5 separate regions of the Homo sapiens genome follow, and all the other regions are linked to region 4. Evidence: chromatin contacts called from ENCODE Hi-C or POLR2A ChIA-PET data. All regions are on one chromosome and are shown on one strand. The core of a region is the stretch at or near the end of the contact, and the rest is flanking DNA. Distances in the headings are between cores, read along the strand shown.

Evidence for each region. A loop is a pair of places that touch in the nucleus more often than their neighbours do. ChIA-PET counts read pairs that join two places held with the same protein, here RNA polymerase II (POLR2A). Pooled maps may share reads with other maps.
Region 1: a map with no recorded cell type shows a loop between it and region 4 (9-fold over the local background). The contact joins the promoter of ATM here to the promoter of POU2AF1 in region 4. A Hi-C loop is called at or near these places in 2 of 37 single-sample maps with no recorded cell type and 7 of 50 pooled maps. POLR2A ChIA-PET finds 5 or more read pairs at or near these places in 1 of 52 experiments (activated CD4-positive, alpha-beta T cell).
Region 2: a loop to region 4 is called in a pooled map, with 5 times the contacts of the local background. The contact joins the enhancer-like site here to the promoter of POU2AF1 in region 4. A Hi-C loop is called at or near these places in 4 of 50 pooled maps.
Region 3: a map with no recorded cell type shows a loop between it and region 4 (8-fold over the local background). The contact joins the promoter of LINC02703 here to the promoter of POU2AF1 in region 4. A Hi-C loop is called at or near these places in 3 of 37 single-sample maps with no recorded cell type and 3 of 50 pooled maps.
Region 5: a loop to region 4 is called in a map with no recorded cell type, with 7 times the contacts of the local background. The contact joins the enhancer-like site here to the promoter of POU2AF1 in region 4. A Hi-C loop is called at or near these places in 3 of 37 single-sample maps with no recorded cell type and 2 of 50 pooled maps.

What each region holds. Positions count from the first base shown.
Region 1 is chr11:108,220,800-108,224,316 of GRCh38, reverse strand. ATM (ATM serine/threonine kinase) reads right to left here and starts at 1,250. Exons shown (of 63, transcript NM_000051.4): 1 at 1,131-1,250. NPAT (nuclear protein, coactivator of histone transcription) reads left to right here and starts at 1,679. Exons shown (of 18, transcript NM_002519.3): 1 at 1,679-1,817. The coding sequence starts at 1,781. RefSeq lists enhancers at 364-413, 764-843, 1,154-1,313, 1,724-1,783.
Region 2 is chr11:108,236,871-108,240,869 of GRCh38, reverse strand. All of the region lies in intron 5 of ATM (ATM serine/threonine kinase), which reads right to left. Among named protein-coding and RNA genes, the nearest start is that of ATM, 16 kb to the right of the region's middle. RefSeq lists a silencer at 3,501-3,701. Within about 2 kb of position 1,614, at least 3 of the 41 ENCODE cell types and tissues checked have a DNase peak (open chromatin) inside an H3K27ac peak, as active enhancers do.
Region 3 is chr11:115,917,563-115,921,275 of GRCh38, reverse strand. LINC02703 (long intergenic non-protein coding RNA 2703) reads right to left here and starts at 1,640. Exons shown (of 7, transcript NR_187258.1): 1 at 965-1,640. RefSeq lists an enhancer at 1,795-1,944.
Region 4 is chr11:111,376,956-111,380,643 of GRCh38, reverse strand. POU2AF1 (POU class 2 homeobox associating factor 1) reads left to right here and starts at 1,369. Exons shown (of 5, transcript NM_006235.3): 1 at 1,369-1,482. The coding sequence starts at 1,467. RefSeq lists enhancers at 213-432, 653-742, 1,393-1,442.
Region 5 is chr11:115,220,561-115,224,608 of GRCh38, reverse strand. All of the region lies in intron 5 of CADM1 (cell adhesion molecule 1), which reads left to right. Among named protein-coding and RNA genes, the nearest start is that of CADM1-AS1, 170 kb to the left of the region's middle. RefSeq lists an enhancer at 1,261-2,069. Within about 2 kb of position 2,033, at least 6 of the 41 ENCODE cell types and tissues checked have a DNase peak (open chromatin) inside an H3K27ac peak, as active enhancers do.

The DNA of each region.
Region 1 (3,517 bases), core at 1-2,500, 3.2 Mb after region 4:
AACTCTGCCCTTGGCATGCCATTCTTTTCTAGTGCTAAGGAGTGTGGCCTCTGTAGTCAGATTGTATTAGTTCAAATCCTGGTTCAGCCACTTACAAACTGTATAATCTAGAGCAAGTTCACTAATCTCTTCAAACCTCAGTTTCTCAATGATAAAAGGAAAAACAATACTAGTACCTACCTCTATGAGTCCCTTTAAGGACCCATATACATGCTTACAGTGCCTGAAACACAGCAAATGTTAGCAATGATCATATTAACTTCCGTTATGACTGTTTCGAAAGTCTCCTGATATCTCTTCTTCCGCTCATACCTCAAAAACAGCTTTGTTTTCTTGGTCTCATCCATTCCTATGACTTCAGCAGCTGAAAACCCACAAAATATATTTCATTCAATGCCAGGCCTCACGCTGGAGCTTCAGGGTCCTTCTACACTTTGTGCCTTTACACGCATTTTTCCTTCCATCTGGAAGGCTTCTACCATCTGCCAAGGTAACACTGCGAGGTCTCACCACAAACTGAATTGATAGTCTCAGGCTGAGTTTGCAGAGAACCAAAGTCACTCCTCTACCATCAGAGTACTCCCCTATCACCACATACATTATCATCCACTGTAGTTGTCTTATCTGTACCTGGTAAATACAGCAGCTAACGCTCACGAGTGCTCACCACAGGTCAAGATTATCTCACTTATCTTCACAAGACAGTAGAGAGCGGCCACACGACTGACAGAATTCCAATTCCAGCCGTATGATTCCAGAGCCCAAGCTCTTAACCGCGAGGCTGAAGTTGAAATATCAATAAATGCTCGCTGACTAAAAGTACTAAATACGAGAGAGAGATCAAAAGATGACTAGTCAAGTCGCGTAGTTAAATCTGAACCCTAAGGTGACACAAAAAGAGGATGCGCAGGAGGCAGGGTTCAATTCAGGGCGTTTAAAAGGAGGAGGTTATTGGCCAAGTCCGCTAAGCACCCGGAGAGAGGCCAGGAAAGATGGAGTGAGGAGAGGGAGGAGTCAAGGGCCACTCTGGAGGGGTGCATGAGATTGGCGGTCTGGGGAGAGGACAGACTGGGTCGCACACGACTGAATTTCCCAGCGCAGAAGCCGCTGCGTTGCCTCCGCGCCCCTACCACTGCACTCGGAAGGTCAAAGTAGTATCAACCGCGGCGGTGGCTGCAGCGCAGATCCCGACTCCTCTCGCCTCCTCCCGCGGCCACGGCTTCTTTTCTCCGTTAGCCACGCAGCTACCTACTCCCGCTTCCGGTTCAAACCCTGCGTGACTGCCCAGCGCCCACTTCTGGAGGAAGAAGCAACGCCAAGCAGCCGCAGAGCACGGTATGCCCATGCGCATCCAGTATCACGCGGTCTCCGCGCTCAAAACACTGCCCCAAAACATTCGGCCCGTCGGAGCAAACGCGCCTGCGCCATGTCCACCAATGGCCAGCGACTTAGCGTTTGCGGCTCGCCCTTCGGCTCGGGCTCCGGGGCTCTCACCCACCCTCTTCGCCCTCGTCGTCCTCCCCGCCCTCCTCATCCCCGCCCCTCCAAGTCTGAGGACGGAAGTGACGACAGTTCCGAAGGCGAACGGAGGCGGGTTTCATTTCGGCGCCTTTCTTTCTCTGGCGGAAGCGATTGGCTGCCGTGAAGCGAAAGAGGCGGGACAAATTGCCGCGAGTTCAGTGCCGCCACTGGAACCAGGAGATGCGGCGCAGGAGCTGTCGCTGTGTTTGCTTTAACCTGAGTCTTGTTCCTTATTGTGGTTCCTGCTGTGGTTTTGATCATGTTGTTACCCTCGGACGTAGCCCGGCTTGTATTGGGTAAGCGCGGACGCGGGATGGAGGGTTATTGGACCCGGCTATGCTGGACAGAAGGACCTTTGAGGCCAAAGGTTTTCCCTTGGTAGGGAAGCTTTGGGGTTTTGCCTCCCAGCTTACGAGTTGAGACTGGCGGTGATTCTTCGTCATTCGGAGGTTCTGGGCAGTTTAAGCCTCTTTGTATGTAGATGCTCCTCTCTTCAGAGGCTGCGTGGCGAGGGGAAGCCCGAGGGGAAGCTCGGGGTGGAACACCTGGGGCGGATTCGGAAGGAAAGTCAGGCCTCCACACTTAATTAGGACCCCTGAAAGAGCATTTGTCTGCATGACGGACGGATTGCGTGTGCTTCAACCTTGGGCGCAATTTCCTTGGTTCAGTGTTGGGACCAAAATAGGGCAAATAGGGAGTTCCCCGGCCCCCCATCTTTGTAGAGAGACCTTCCTGGCGCCCTTCTAATAACCCGCCCTTATAACTACGAATTTGGGAGTAGGGGTGATCTTCCTTCTCCATCCTCCACGCAATACGTCGTCCAGTGTAGAGGTGTGAAATGCCAGTTGCATATTTTAAAACAGCAATTCCTGTTCCTTTGATCAGCGAAAAATTTCAGAGGGTTAATTGCCTTAAATTAGTTGAACGTTTTCTAGCCCTAGTTTTACCTTCATTTGAGGAGGGATTGTTTGTGGGTCACTTGTCTGTCAGGGTGTATTGTCTGTGTGAGAGACGGGTTTTGTTGTTGTTTGTCCCCTGAAAGAATAAAGAGGATTGTACTACAGGGGACGAGAGCCAGGTAAAGCTCAAAACCCGAGCCAGTAATTTACGGACGTCGTATGCGACGTCCCTAAAAGTAAATGGCAAGCATCTGTGATGAAACCTCCCATAGTATTCACAGCCATTACTACTATTATTTTATTGTTCGGAAAACCCATTTGTCTTGTGCCTCTTTTAAATGCCCAGCGCTGTCCACAAAAATGTTATTTGCGCAGGGCTCTTGATAAGCACATTTTGCAGGAAACGTTAAACGGAAATGGTTCCACCATCCATTTTTGAAGAAACTTAATGACAAGTTTAATGTTTTGTTAATGTCTGATTAATCTTTTGCTTAAGAATTCTGAGTTTTGGCAGTTTGGTAATCTAGTTGAGTTTCGGTAACTATAGTCTTAAACATGGTTTCTCAGCCTCAGTACTGTTAACATTTTGGGCCTCATAATTCTTTATTGTGGGGAGCTATCCTGTGCTCAAACATTGTAGGATGTTTAGCAGCATTCCTGGCTTCTATTCACTAGATTACAGTAGGACACCCGTTCCCCACCCTACCCTTACCCAGTTGTGATCAGTGAAAATGTCTCTAGATATTGCTAGTATGTCCCCTGGAGGGCAGAATCACCCCTAGTTAAGAAAGCCCTAAGAAAGCAGTATCATTTTCTAATTGAAATAATTCACATCGATGTGTGAGTATTCTTTCTCCACAAACCAGCTACTCTGCTGACTTCCTGCTTTTCATTTAATGGACAAAAAACGCCAGCCATGGTTTTCTTATCTTAAAAATCTTTGTCATTCACATTCCATTTTCACTGCCACCAATCCCGCAATGTGCCTGCCATTACTTCTCTTTTGGACTTCTGTCATGGCTTCCCAGACAGTTGTCCTCGCAATTCATTTTATTTACTGTTGTTACAAATCTCCCTGAAGCTTTCACACTATACCT
Region 2 (3,999 bases), core at 365-2,864, 3.1 Mb after region 4:
AGCTAATGTTACTTTAGTATTGAAGAAAGAAAAACATAAATTTTTAAATTTGGTACAGAATAAGAGTTTACAAATTCTACAGTAGTATATAGTATCCCAGGCCTTTACATTACCACACATTTACATACCCAGAGCAACTTCCAGTCCTGCAAGCTCCATTCATGGTTAAGTGCCCTAGACAGGTGTACCATGTTTTATCCTTTATACTATACTTTTACTGTACCTCCTCTATGTTTATATATGTTTAGAGACACAAATACTTGCCATTGTGTTACAGCTGCCTACAGTATTCAGTATAGTAACATGCTGCACAGGTTTGTAGTGCAGGAGCAGTAATACCATATAGCTTAGGTGCGTAGTGTTATACCATCTAAGTTTGTATAAATACACCCTATGACGTTCACGCAACAAAGAAATTGCCTAATGATGTATTTCTCAGAACATATCCACATTGTTAAGAGACGCACAACTGTATATGACATGCTGGAAAAGGCTAAACCATGGAGATAGCAAAAAGATCCATGGTTCCCACAGTTTACAAGAAGGAAGAGATGAAAAGGTGAAGCACAGAGGATTTTTCTGACAGTGAAAGTATTCTGTATGATTCTGTAATAGTGAAAAATTGTTACCATTCTCTCCCAGAGGAAAAAAAAATATGACCATCTCATTAGATACAGAAAAAGATCTTTAAAAATGTCAAAACACTTGTCAAAATCCATAGCATATGTACCACCAAAAGTGAACCTTGGACTCTGGATAATAATGATGTGTCCCAGCATAGGTTTACTGATGGTAACAAATGTACCACTGGTGCAAGATGTTGACAGTAGGGCATGCTGTGTGTGTCCAGTGGACTTTCCACTCCGTTTTGCTGTAAATTTAAAATTCCTCTAAAAGATAAAAGTCAATTTAAAAAAATGGAAACCACTAGGTTTGAGAAACTGAATAATTGACAGTGTAGCTTGAGCACAGAAATTAGAAGCGCTTTAGTTAAGTTAGACAGGTAGGAAGAAGCAAAATTATGCAGCACTTTCAAGGCCTAGAAGAGGAATCCTCATTTTCTATTAGTTGTGCTAGTGAGAATGTAGAGAAACTGGAACCCTTGTGGGCTGCTGGTGAGAATGTAAAATGGCGTAGCTCCTGTGTAAAACAGGATGTTGGTTCCTTAAAAAATTAAATATAGAATTACCACATGATCTAGCAATTCTACTTCTGGGTATATAATCAAAAGACTGAAAGCAGGAAACTCAGGAGATGTATACTCATGTTCACGGCAGCATTATTCACAATAATCAGAAGGTAGAAACAACCCATGTCCACCAATGGACGAATGAATTAACAAAATGTGGCATATACACAGAACAGAATAGTGTTCAGTTTTTAATAAGGGTGAAATTCTGACAAAAGCTGTAACACTGATGAGCCTCAAAGACATTTTGGTAAGTGTAATAAGCAGGTTGCAAAAGGACAAATACTTATAGGAGTCCTCTACTTCAGGCTGCTATAACAAAGTATTATAGGTTAGGTGGCTTAGAAACCACAGAAATTTATTTCTCTCAATTTTGGAGGCTGAAAGCAGCTCAGGTGCCAGCATTGTGGGTTTCTGGTGAGGGCCCTCTTTGGGGCTGCAGACTACTGACTTTGAACTGTATCTTCACATGGCAGAAAGACAGCAAGTTAGCTCTCTGGCCTCTTTTCATAAGGGCATTAATCCCATCCATGAAGGCTGGACCCACAGGACCTAATTACCTCCTAAATCCCACACCTCCAAATACCATCCCTTTGGGAGTTAGATTTCAACATAATTGGTGGGACACAACATTCAATCCATAAAAATGAAGTACCCCAAATAGCCAAATTCATAGAGAGAGAAAGTAGAATGGTAGCTGCCAGGGGATAGGGGAGGGGAAAATGGTAAATCATTGTTTACTGAGTATAGAAAAAAAAGTTCTGGAGATGGATGGTGGAGATGATTACACAACAATATGAATGCACTTAATACTACACAACTGTACACTTAAAAAAGTTAAAATTATAAATGTTATATATATTTTACCACAATAAATCACACTGGAGGTCCTAGCCAATGTAATAAAGCACAAAAATAAAATAAAAGCCACATGGCTCAGAAAGAAAGAAAAAAAAATTACTGCTTACAGAAGACATGTTTGTCTACAAAGAAAATCCAAAAGAACATTCAAAGAAAGCTACTAGATTTAGTAAGTGATTTTAGCAAGGTCCCAAAATACAAGGTCACTATACAAAAATTAACTGGACTTCTGTATAATTTTTGTGCATTGAACAATTTGAAAATCAAAATGTTAAAAACAATGCAATTACAAACTACTGCAGTATAAATCTAACAAAACATATACAAAATCTTTATGTTTATACAATTATAAATAAATGTCAATTTGCAGCTGGGCATGTTGGCTCATGCCTATAATCCCAACACTTTGGGAGGTCAAGGGAAGGGTATCACTTGAGCCCAGGAGTTTGAGACCAGCCTAGGCAACACAGTGAGATCCTGTCTCTATTTTTTTTAATATATAAAATTAAAGAAAAAAAATTGTCAATTTACAACAAAAAATCTATATGCTGACAATTATAAAACACTAATGAAAGAAATCAAAAAAGACAAGTGGCCAGACGCGGTGGCTCAAGTCTATAAACCCAGCACTTTGGGAGGCTGAGGCAGGTGGATCACCTGAGGTCAGGAATTCGAGACCAGCCTGGCCAACATGAGGAAACCCTGTCTCTACTAAAAATACAAAAATTAGCTGGGTGTGGTGGCACATGCCTGTAATCCCAGCTACTCAGGAGGCTGAGGCAGGAGAATCGCTTGAACCTAGGAGGTGGAGGTTGCAGTGAGGTGAGATCGTGCCACTGCACTCCAGCCTGGGCAACAGAGGGAGACTCTGTCTCAAAAAAACAAACAAAGAAGCAAAAAAAAAAAAAAAAAAAAAAAAACCTAAGTAAATGGAGAGATATACAGTGTTCATGGATTGGAAAACTCCACATTGTTAAGATTTCTATTCTTCTCAAATTGTGCAACAGATTCAATGCAATTAGTATCAAAATCCCAGCAAGATCTTTTGTAGAAATCAGTAAGCTGATTCCAAAATTTATATGCAAATGCTGACTCAATCTTAGGCCATTCTTCTCATCTCACACTAAACTCTATATACAAATCTCATCCATAGTCATGGCTTCAGTCACCACCTGTACCAAATATATATTTTGAGCACAGACTTCGCTTCTTCCACAGAGTCCTCATCTAAGCAAGTTTTAAAAGGAAGCTAAGTAAAAAAATACTTTGACAAAAAAGCTAATTATAAGAAGTAACATCCGGGAAGAAGTGGCAAAGGTTAGCTTAAATAAAAAGAAAAAAGAAAAAAAAAGAAGTAAGAGTAGTTAGTTTAAAAATAAAAAGGGGGTTTCAGAGAACAAACTAGATGACAGAATATAGTAAGCAGACTAGGGGAAAGACTGCCTTTGTTTCAGTGACAGCCATGGTTGTAAGTGATAATGTAAAATGACCTAAATATGACCAGCCATACTGGGGAAAGATCTGGTTAGGTAACCTAGATATCACCAGCCTATTCCCAAAGGCTGTCTCTAGGCTTGTTGAGGGCCCTGTTACAGACACAGCCTATCTTGTGTTCAGAGTAACGTAAAGGCTACAAATGACTCCTAAGAAATTAGCTGAGAAGGCATTTATTCTCAGGGGAACAGTAGAGTGTAATGCAGGAGTGAGGGTACTGATTAGGTAGTAGTTTTGTGGTTCACATGTATCTCATTTTGAAATAATAAAATGGCAATAAAGAATATGGACAAATGTCTTTTAATTTAGCTAGCAAAATTTAGCTTAAATACTTTCCATGAAAAAAAAAAGCTTCTAAACTTTTAGAGTTCGTGTATTAGAAGACTTTGACACCTGACTTAAAATCATCTTGTTAATGTCAAATCCTACTTTCACTTATTCTCAAACCCAGAAAT
Region 3 (3,713 bases), core at 391-2,890, 4.5 Mb before region 4:
AACACAAGCATTCGGAATGTGAACAGCATCATCCAGCCAGAACGCCCAGCAGGTTTGCAGAGGTAGATGTAAAACACTACAAACAGCATGCGGGAGCAACCAGCTCTCCCTGAGAGGGAAGTATAGCCTCAGCATGGAACTGGAAGCCCCCTAGAAGGCCATGGCATGCTGAGAGGGAGGAGAGGCACTCTGCCAGGCCTTCCAGCTATCCCTCGGGGCCCTCTCTTCAGGAGGGCAAGGCCGTACAGTTCACAGCACACCCATTTCAAGCCTCAGTGAGTTCAGTGAAATGCCATTTCCCCAGGTCAGCATTTTACATTACACCAGCCCAGTATCCCTGCTTGACTGCAAAGCATTAACTAGGGCCCTGCCTCAATCAAACATGCTGCCATGGTGTGACAGGATGCATTCTGTGTAACGACAGGCAGAATGTCAGAGACCTGGGGAGGAAAGCTTGCAATCTGTCCAACAGTGCAACGGGAAGCTCAGGAGTTACTGAGCACCTCGTCATTGGAAGCATCCAAGAAGACATTGGATAGGCATCTACATTGCATAGTGTACTGGAGTCACATTTGGTCTGAACTGGAATTCTGGCTCTACCATTTATTGGCTCAATTTCCTGCAGCCTCAGTTTACCCATTGGAAATGGGGGGAAATAAGGGTATCTATCTCACAGGGTTGTTGTGAGGAGAAGATCATGCATAAAAATGGCTTAGCACAGTGCTCCATAAATGAGAGAGACAATGATGAAGGTGAAGGTGCTGGCGATGGCGGTGGTGAGTATATAAAGAGGAAGAGGAGAGTGAACACATTCTTGACTCTGAAGGGAGTTTAATGAGGAGCAGTTGCAATGGGGCACTCTGTAGAACTTGCCATTTTGACAGCCCTGCTTCCATGTGGAGAGCTAAATAGAGGAGGCTCTGGGAAAGTTATCCCACAATAAAACCCACCCAGCCCTTCCTACCTTCGTTGTGAGTCAGACACATTCTCCCATGCCTAACCCTGCCTATGTTCTCTCCCAGAACTCTGGACAGAGAGATACAATTCAGCCAATTAGAGCACTGCTTAATTGCTAGCATTTTGCAAACCACTGCCTTATTGGCTAGAAGGGCAATAATATCAAAAAGACCTCCTGGTGACTTCACAGTTGGGAAAAATAGATGCTCCTAAGTCATCCCTTCTACCCTCCTCTAAGTAACAAACACCTTTCTCCCCTGGGGAAATTTCTTCTTTCATTTGCTGTAAAGTGACTTCTGCTGAAGTGTGTGTTTTTGAAGTGGAAAATTGAAAGCACATGATTCATTCCAAAAGCAAACTGTTAGTTCACAGCTGAGAAATCACTTTGCTATTGGTCCAAAGAGTTGCTTCTCAGGTTTGAGGGGGGCAAATTTGTAACTCCACTTTCACCCTCTCCGACTACAGAACCACTCCATTGACAGACCAAGAGCCAGAGAAATGAAGATCGAAATAGCACCTTTATTCCTGATAATGTTAAATTAGAGGGGGTGGCTTGTGTCAGACCAGAATGACCTGCTACTCTACCCCTGAGCTGATCTGATCCCCCAAAACTTCAGGCTTCCCCAGTCGGGGCAGAGCCAGCCCCACGAATCTTACCACATGGCTGACAGCAGAGCTTGTGTGTTCTCCCAGGGCAGGCATATACCAAAAGAGAGGGAGAGGGAGGGGAAGAGAGTGAGTCATACATAAACTCAAGTGACAAATCACTCCTAGCTGGGTCAAAAAGGGAGTAGAGAGGGGCCAAGTGTGTGGGGTCAGGGAAGTCCCTCTATATGAAAACTAGAGAAGGAAGGGGATAAAAATTCCCCAGATTTTTGTTATCTTAACCAGCTGGGCTTAATGTTTAACCCCTGGACAACCAGGTATGTGGTCATCTGGCTCCAGGAGGGGATGAGCTAACTATCTGAGCAGGAGGTCGCTCCCCCAGCATCAACTTCTGTTCCTTCCTGTGCCTTCCTGGGACCATCCTAAGACACTGTTGATTTCACTTCCATAAGCCTCTGAGATGAGCCAGAACAGTGTGTTAATAAAATCCAGTCCAAGGCTATGTTGTGTCTAAGACTGCAAGTTCAGAGCCTGTTCTATTTCCAATCCAAATTGATGTCCAGCCACATGGACCACTAACCTCATCAGAGGTTCTGTAATGAGGTTTAATAGCAGAGTGAAGATACTTCAATAATAAAATGCATAAAGAGCTAATAAAAAATGCATAAAGATTTCTTCAATAATAAATGGGAAAATAAGATGTCCCAAATTTGGATATAAACCCTTCCCATTATCAAATTCCTAGGGAAAAATTTAGAGATTAAAATCCCAAAGAGATTAAAGTCCAAAATCAAAGTATTTAGCCCTTGCGAATTAAAGCCCAAAGAAAGTCCAAATTGCCCAAGTTACATTTAAGTTTAAAGCAGTGGAGATCCTCCCCAGTTCCCTACTCTGCTCAGTCTCAGGCAGCAGCACTCTTGGTGTCTGAGCAGAGGGAGGAACTCCGTGAGCAGCTGGATCCTGAGTTGGCTTCCACTGGGGTGTATGTGTGTACCTCCTCAGAACCTCAGAAATGAGATCATTCAACTCCAAGCCTCTCATGCACTCCCTTTTTTAACAGCCCAAATAATTAATAGCACATTAAAGCTTATCAAAGCTCTCTCCTGACACCAATAAAATTTAGAAAACCAGGCATTCTGAAGCCCCTACAGCAGTTGTCCCAGGCAAAATTATGTGCCCAGCCCCAGTGCTCAGTTTTGCCAGAGACCATAGCAGAGCATCCTGGTACCTGAGGGAAGCAGGAAGCCAGAGATGGTCCCGGTCCAGCCCTAACAGGTTCCCATCAGTGCCTGCCAGTATCCCAGAGTCCATGACCTTTACCCATCAATCACAGGGTTATTCCTGGCACTGTTTTATTAATGCCCTGTTTCTCCCTCCATGGAGAACACCACCATATCCCCACATGCCTGGACTCTCCTCTGCTGGAATTGGCCTCTCCCTGCTGGCACCTCCCAGGCCAGGGCTCAGCACCTGAAATGGCAGAATATTGGCTGCTCCAGCAAGGAGCCAGACTGGGATGGAAATTTCAAAGGAAATATCCAGAAACTGGTTTCACAGCTCAAAACCCTCACTCTTGTCAAGGGTATTAAAAAAATAAGTGTGTGGGAGGTTGACAGGAAGGTATTTGTGAAGAGGGCTTCTTTAGAGACAGGTGAGCTGTGAGTTCCACCTCCCTAAGGGGAGAGGCAGGTGTAACTGTACCTTATCTCCAGTCTGCTAGGGGGTCTTCAATGGGACCACTCAGACAGCAGAGTGTATGTCCCCTGTAGTGTGGGAGAATGAGTGCCTGACATGTGACCTTCACCTGTAAAATCTGGGTGACAGAAGGGAGGAAAGCAGAGGAGGTGGCACATGGGTGAGTTGCTCTCCCAGTATCTGCTCAGGCAAAGATGCCTAAGTGTTTCCTAGGGTTTTCATATGGGCTTTGCAAGCAAGAGAGCTGGGATGGTACAAAGTTAGGCCCTGCCCACTGGGCCGCATGCAGGAACAATGGGACCTCTGCCGATACAAGCTGACCATTCAACCCCTGCCCTGTTGCAGGCACTGGCTGGGGAGAGAGAAACCAGCTATAACTTTGTATGAAGTTGGAAGCTTTGACCATTACATGGGATCAGGCATTCTAAATATGAGTTCAATCTAGATATGATTTC
Region 4 (3,688 bases), core at 120-2,619:
GCTCCAGGTCTTGTGTGGGGCACTGGAGAGGCAAAGATGAAACCTCCTTGAGAAACTGTCAGAGTCATGTGACAATTCACCATCACATAATGAACAAAGTGCTCTAAGATCTGAGAAGACGAACAAGTATTCTCTGGGCTGGGGGTTTGTCCTTCCGGCAAGAGAGGACGGCAAGGTCAAAGGCAGGGAATTGCATGGGTGTTTGGTGGTGCTTAGAGGGCACTGGGACCAGTGGTAGGAGGGCAGTTGGTGGTGAGGCTGGAAAGGAAGGCAACGGCTCGATTGTGGGAGGCCTTCTAGGCCTCCAGCTCTGTGGCTGAAGGGAGAAGGTGAATGCTTTGTAGGCTAGGGGATAGCATGATCAGGTCTAGGTGGTGCAAGATGGCTCTGAGGCAGTATGGATGGCAGAGCAGCAAGGCCCCACACCTGCTCTAGGGGGTGTGCCAAGGGGTCTTGACCCCAAACTGACTGAGTCCCTGGAGCCTGAGCATGTGGACCTCAGATATGCAGTGGCAGAAGGCTTCCAAACTGTGAAGGAACCGGTAGCCAACACCATCTACACTTCCAGATGGTGAGCCCATGACTTACTTAAAGAAGCTTCCTGTTATCAGTGGGTGGGCACTCGCAAAGAGGCTCTGTTCATCTTGTGCCTACAAGCCCAGATCCAGTCAAAGAGCACGGGCATGTTCTCCTTCCTTCCTTGAGGGTTGGCCTCTTTTTCCGTGGGCATAGCCGACATCAGAGCCAGCGCCCCCATATTTCAGCATGATTAAGCCTTGCCATTTTGGGGGTGGCTGGGGGCGAGGGGAGGGGCTACTGTGTTTCAAAATGGAATAAACAGAAAAGCAATATTGAAAGAATGAGGAGGTTGTTTACTGAGGCTTGAAGAGATGACAGGTGTTTCCTCCCAGTTGAGAACCAGTGACCCCTGGGAATCGCATTTCCCGCTGAGCAGGCGCCCATGGCGGGCTGAGTCCTGCCCATGCCCTGGTGGCCTGGAAGCCTGCATGGGCGCCGTGCAAAGATCAACGTTTTCCAGAGGAGCTTTTGGGCTCATCACTGGCCTGGGGAGGGCTTGACACGGGGTTCCCACAGCTTGCCCCACACCACCTTCACACCCACACACAGCAGGTCCCCGCGGGGCCGGTGCAGGCTGTGGCTGCCCGCGCTGCGCTGTTGCTCTGTCCCAGCTGGCTAGCTCCGAGTGTGGAGCGCTCTGGGCCGGGGCCGCTGGGGCGCGCACAGTGGGGTGACAGGCGGCCTGGCTGCAGAAACGTTGCACCGGTGCCTGAGGTGGGAGGATGTGATGACGCGGCCCACGCAGCGGGAACCCAGGCCTTTAAAAAGCCCAGGAAACAGCCTCAGCTCAAGCGGTGGCTCCACTGGAGGAAAACACACCCCGGTCTCACATTAAAGAAGCCAAACTGTCGGCTTCAAAGAGAAAAGGCAACATCCTGTCACAGGCCATGCTCTGGCAAAAACGTAAGTGGTTTGGCTGTGGCTGTCAGACCCAAGCGAGTGCCAGCGGGGCAGGGCGATCACAGCTTGGTCTGGAATTGGGGAGCTGGTGGTGGAGGTGATGGGGCCACGGGGGGAGGGGGTCTGGGTTCCAAGCCCCGGAGCAGGGAGGGGGGAGGTGGGCGGGATGGAGCCTGGTGGAGAAACCAGCCTGTCAGAGGTGATGCTGATTTTCCAGGCTGGAGGGGAACGAACTAGTGTTCCAAGGTGGGACGGCTCAGGGTACCTCCGCTTCTGTGCATGAATCACTGTGGTGAAGAAAGGGCAGTTTATGATTCACACAACAAAAGCCAGATGTGGGATGGGTTTGGGGTTGGGAGGGAAAAGCCATGCAGTTCTTTACAGGAGGGGCTTTATTTCCATAAGCAGTGGCTCTTCAGCCTTCTGTTGAATTCCCTGGGCCTGTTTCTAGCTGAGTGACTTAGCTTTCTGCCAGGTGTGACTTGTCCCTGTGGATACCCTGGGAGGAGTGGAGATCTGGCTCGGTGAAGCGTGTCCTCACTTGCTCCACTGTCTTGCCTTTCGTCATTCTTTTTCCCCTTCTGTGACAAGGCTTGTCCATCCCACTGCAAAGGATGCAGTGGGTTTATCTTTGGCCTTGATTTTTATCCCCGGAGTTGGATGAAACAATTGTGAACTTTATTTTCCTTTATGTGGACCAAACAGCGACTTACCTTACTAATAACTGAAATAATACAGATTATTTACAACATTCTTTTCACGAGGTAAACAGCGTCAACTCATCAGCTTCTGAGAGTTGAACCTTATTGGGGCTAGTTCTATACTTCCTCAAGCAAGAAGAATGACCAAAAATTGCTCTGTCTTTCTCTTAAAGATTCTTGGTTCCTTAAAATTCGTTTTAATTAATTTTAGTATGCTGTGCCTCAAGCAAGCTTAATATAAGAGAATCTAGATTTACAGAAGAAGATATATTAGGGAATGTTTTTATTTTATGGAAAGATACTTGATTGGATCCACTAAAGTTCGGAAAATATAACTTCATTGATTAAAATGTGACACTGTCATCACCAATTTATTGTTTGCTTTATGTCTTATGTAAATTTCTCTGGAATTAAGCTGATTAACCAGTAACACAGAAGAGTGATTTCAAAATTTCTCAGGTTGTGAAGACCCACCATTGTTTGATATCAAAAGGTCAATTTTTTAAAAAAATAAAGAGAAATGAGCTTTAATTTGGGTTTGAGAGTTATGGACTCCTTCCAAGATAACTAGGAATATTCAAGAATTGTTGGCACGCCACTCTTCCCAACAGGCGATGGAGCAGCGGCAGCCTATCCTTTCTGGGACAATGGCAGCTGACCCTGTTGTGAGTGCTGTGTGGATGAGAGCAGGTGGGCATTCATCTTTTTACTGGGGGCCCCTAAGCATCTGTGTGCCCTTTCACTCAGGGCTGAATCATTTGATTTTTGTGTGAGCCCCTGGAAGGAGTTTTGCCTCAGCTCCTACCTTCTATGAGCAAGCCACTTTCCTTTTTCTCAATCCTTAGGTTTTTTGTATGTTAAGTGGGGGTAAAAATCATATCCACACTGAGGATCTATCCTTAGTAAGTGAGGTGCCACCGAAGTCATGTTCATTGCTCTGTCTGCATCAGCCTCTGAGATATGAGTTGCTTCCCTGCATTCACCATCTGCCATATTCTCCCCTCTTGGTTCTGTAGTACATTTTTTCATTTCTAATTCCTTCTAAGAGATGAACAGACTTTTTTTGTTTGTTTGTTTGTTTTTTGAGACAGAGTGTTGCTCTGTTGCCCAGGCTGGAGTGCAGTGGCGCGATCTCGGCTCACTGCAACCTCTGCCTCCTGGGTTCAAGTGATTCTCTCGCCTCACCCTCCCTAGTAGCTGGGACTACAGGTGCCCGCCACCACACCCAGCTGTTTTTTTTTTTTTTGTATTTTTAGTAGAGATGGTGTTTTACTATGTTGTTCAGCCTGGTCTCGAACTCCTGGACTCAAGTGATCCACCCGCTTTGACCTCCCAAACAGGTGTGAGTCACTGCACCTGTCCCCCAAATTTTTTAAAGGGGATGCTGGAGGGCATGCTTCCTGCTCACACCCTGGAGACCAGTCAGATAGATCAAAACTCCATTGTAAGGGAGACCACATTGTAAGCTCATCAATGGAATAACTGGGGTGAATGTTTCCACATGTTCA
Region 5 (4,048 bases), core at 784-3,283, 3.8 Mb before region 4:
GTGGCTTCTGCTTTCACCCATCATAGCCTTGCTCTTTAAAATGTTTGGCAAAAATCCTCATTTTTTGAGGGTTTTGTGTTTGTGCATATTTTAAAAAAAGAAAGAAAACTCAGAGATGAGTTTTGAAAAGAAGAATGAAAACAAAGACTCTAGAAATGGGTGCTTGAATGCCATGCCTGCTCTGATTATCATCTGACAGTTAATTGTATACGTGGGCATCATTTTCAAAATGAGTTTTATTGACTGAATGTAGCTAGGTATTTTATAAATCCATAGCCCTGTTCATCCAAGGTCCAGAGAAGGGTAGATTTTTTTTTTTCTTTCATTCCCTCAACTGGAGGAAAATTGGGCATTGAGGAGATGATCAAAACCTGTTCTTTATCTGTGCCAAAATAAATGTTTCTCTGGTATCGATAGTGCCCTGCATTGAAGGAGAGAGGAAAACCTGGAAATCAGAAAATCTTTCCTATTTGGAGTGGAGGATAACACTTAGTTCCCAAGAGCAGCTTCTATGTCAAATCCTCTCCCTCATCAATTCTGTTTCCAGGTTGTATTCTTCAGAGCATAATAGCTGGCGTTTTCAGATTTGGCCTGTTTCTCTCTGATCTCCAGTCTCTCTCTCTCTCTCTCTCTCTTTTTTTTTTTTTTTTAAACGGAATACGCTCTTCCTCCCACTCTCCCTTTTATTTTTTTTTTAAAGCAGTGAATTGAGTTTCAGGGAGGTTATTTTAGTATTTATGATTCCTTATGAGAAATAATCAAGGAATGAAGAACCCCGATTGAAGCTAATTTTTTAACCTATTATTTCTTTGTGTTAACACAGAGTAGTGTTGGTTCCAAGTTCCTGATATTATAAGGACTATAGATTGTTAGTGATACAATCTGCAGTACCAAAAGTGTCAAGAGGCTGAGTAACCAGTATTCAAAATACAAAGAGTGAGTGTTGGGCAAATACATCGTGAGCAAGACTGGAATAACCCTTAAGGGAAAAGCCTTTGCCTTTATACCTGCCTTCTGAATGCATACCCTGCAGAAAGAGGCCTGTTTTACTAAGAACCACCTCCTCTCATCTCACTGACCTTAATGTATTTGTAAAAGATGTGTCTGTGTGGCTGTGGACATTGAATACTTACATAGTGAAACCAGTCTTCTAATGCACATACTTCACTTAATGGTTTTTAACTCAAGGTTAAATTTTGATTGTGTGGAAGGTTAAATAGTTGTGAAGCTGGCATCTAAAAATCTAAAAGGAATGGTCAAACAACATCCTTTCTGATTTCCTGTAAGACACCACTTAGAGACACATCGGAAGTGCTAAATAAATGTATGGTGAAGTGGAAATATGTAAAGCAGAACACCTGGGCTGAACCTCTGATTTGGGCGGCTGGATTGACCTTCCAAAAGAAAAACAAAATTATATTCTGTGATGAGGACTAACGGGAACTCGTGATCTGATTTTATTTATTTTTTAATCAGTAGTAAAGGTGGAAGGAGAAGTCCATGCCCCAATGTTTCTTCACTTTCTCATTCACTTATTCCTTCATTCATTCATCCAGCAACTATGTCTTGAATGCTTACTGTGTGCCAGTCCCTGGCACCGTTCTAGTTACCAAGACTTCAAGAAACAGAACAAAACAAAACAAAAAAACCCCTCTCTTGTTACAGAGGGAAGATTCTTGTACAGAAAATCTTGCTATAGGGATTTTCTTGCCCAGTGTTTGCTTACAAATGATGAGAATTGCTTCCAAGACATGGAAGAATATTCTGTGAGTATGTACCCCCATTTAAAAAGCAGTGGGAACAAAGCTTTCTGCCACCACACCATGGGATCAAATTTGATTCTTTTTTGTAAACAGTAATTCTAATACCCACAAACCTACCTGAAAGTTGCAGCAAGAGAAGACTGCATTCTACTGTGGTATTGGTCTTACGTCAGTCCCACCAGATTTGACTCATCCCACTCACAATCGTTCAGCCCTCTTCAGGAAGCCCAGTTTCAGTACTATGAGTCATAACAACAGATGTAACAGCAGGAGGTTCTTCACCTTGCAAACAAACAAAATAAACGGCAGTGAAAATTATTCATGAATGTATTATGACAATAGAAAGCAAATATTTTGCAAGATGTTCTCTTTAACTCCTCTGAGAGCTCTGTGTGACTCCGTTCATTCACCAATCCCAGTCACCTGGCATTGCTAGACATTGCCCTCCTTTAGTTGCAAAGCTGTCCTCCCCCAACAATTTAGACAGCCATATTGTAGGGGTTGATTCTTGCTTTGAGCTCAAACAGCTTCTAACACTCACCAAATCTCAGGTTAATCTTTGCATTGTCGTTCTACTCCAAACTCCAATAATCCTCCATGATTGACAAAGACTCTTCAGTCAATGCTTCCTCACTTGAATGCACAGGGGCTGACCCAGACCCGCTACCCAGACATTCTGATATCATCTGTGCTCATGCTGCCCTTGAGTTCTCCCTGGTAGGACTTGAAACAATTAGCACTTGATCCACAAGCATCAAATCCCCATACTCCTTGGTGTTTCAGAATATTGGGTGAAATCTAAGTAAGAAACATGAAGAAGAGCCTGTGTCCCAAATGCAGTTGCAGAAACAGATTTGCACTCAAGCCCCTGGACCTAGTTGCATTGAGCACATCAAAGAAAATATGACACCTGCATTTCCTGATTTAGAAATTCTTAGGAAGAGAGGGAAGGTTGTGGGGACTCCAGGGATAATAGGTCTCCCGCTGGCATGTCTCCTGCCAGGGTATGAGGATGCCTTTTCCACTGACTCAGCTCTGCTCCTCTCTGCTACCCTGGAAGGGTGACATCCCAGTCATGAAGAAACTGCAAAGTACCTTTTTCTAAATAAAGGAATGCAAAGACCTGATACGTTAGTGTTTGGACCTACAGAGGAGACTGTGTCTTTTCATTTACATAGGAAACTGAAATACAGGTTCAGAATCTTGAGTTTCATCTTCTGAAAAGATCACAGAATGTGGTGCAAGGTCAGACTGGCATGAAATCAATTGTAATCTGCCAGCAACCCATTCCAACCTCTTTAAGAGTTTCCTTTTATATATTTTTTCCCTTTATAGAGAGAGCAAAGTACATTTAAAGAAAGTCTCATCAAATCAGAATGTCTTTCTAATATTATTTTTTTAATTGGTTGCTACTGTAGTGTGACCTAAAGCCTCCTGGTGTTTAACCCTCTGTGCAACTTTGACTAATGAACAAATTTGTCTGCTATAGCAGTCTTGCTAAATGTCTTTTACAGGGTTTAAAAAAATTCACAGTGTATTATGAAAACCTCAGATCCCTCGACCTAATTGATTGGCTGTTGATGATGCCATGTCTATAACTGTAATGTTCTTTAAGTGTACAGACCTAACTATTTTTCTTATTTTTATATAGCAGTTCCATTTTATAATGACATTAAGCCATTCTGAGTGATACATTTCTGGGCAGTTATTGCACTTGGGTAGAAAGTATCGTCTGGCTTTTGGCCTCATGCCTTACAACACCAACCGAGGCGTAAAATGATCCCCCAGAAAATGTACTAGGCTTTACCTCATTACTTAAAAATAAATCTTGGAGGCTGGTTCTGTTTCAGAAAAGGTTTGGTGGGTTATAACATTTGATTTATGAACATAATTAAAATATAAATGATGAGCTCTGGGCTATTCAATCAGCCATCTGGATTGTTTGGTATTTTGACATATTCATATCGTAGTTAGGCTCTTCAATGGAAAATTTAATGTCCCTTAGTTCTAGAGGTGCCAGTGGAATCCCAGGGTTTCTATTCCACCTGTTGAAAACGCTTAAGTTTCTCTTTCAGGACAAAGGAAGGGGAACAGAATTTATTTTTAAGTTTCCATCACCCAGGGATAGATCTCGGCACATAGACCTTCTATAATATTTGATTCCTAGGCTGGGCGAGAGGATAGCTCATCTGCCCGTGGTCAGATAATATGCCTATAAATACTGCATGTGTCAACAGAGGGGAACATTTTTCTGTATAATGCAGGCAAGACTAACGCTTACCTTT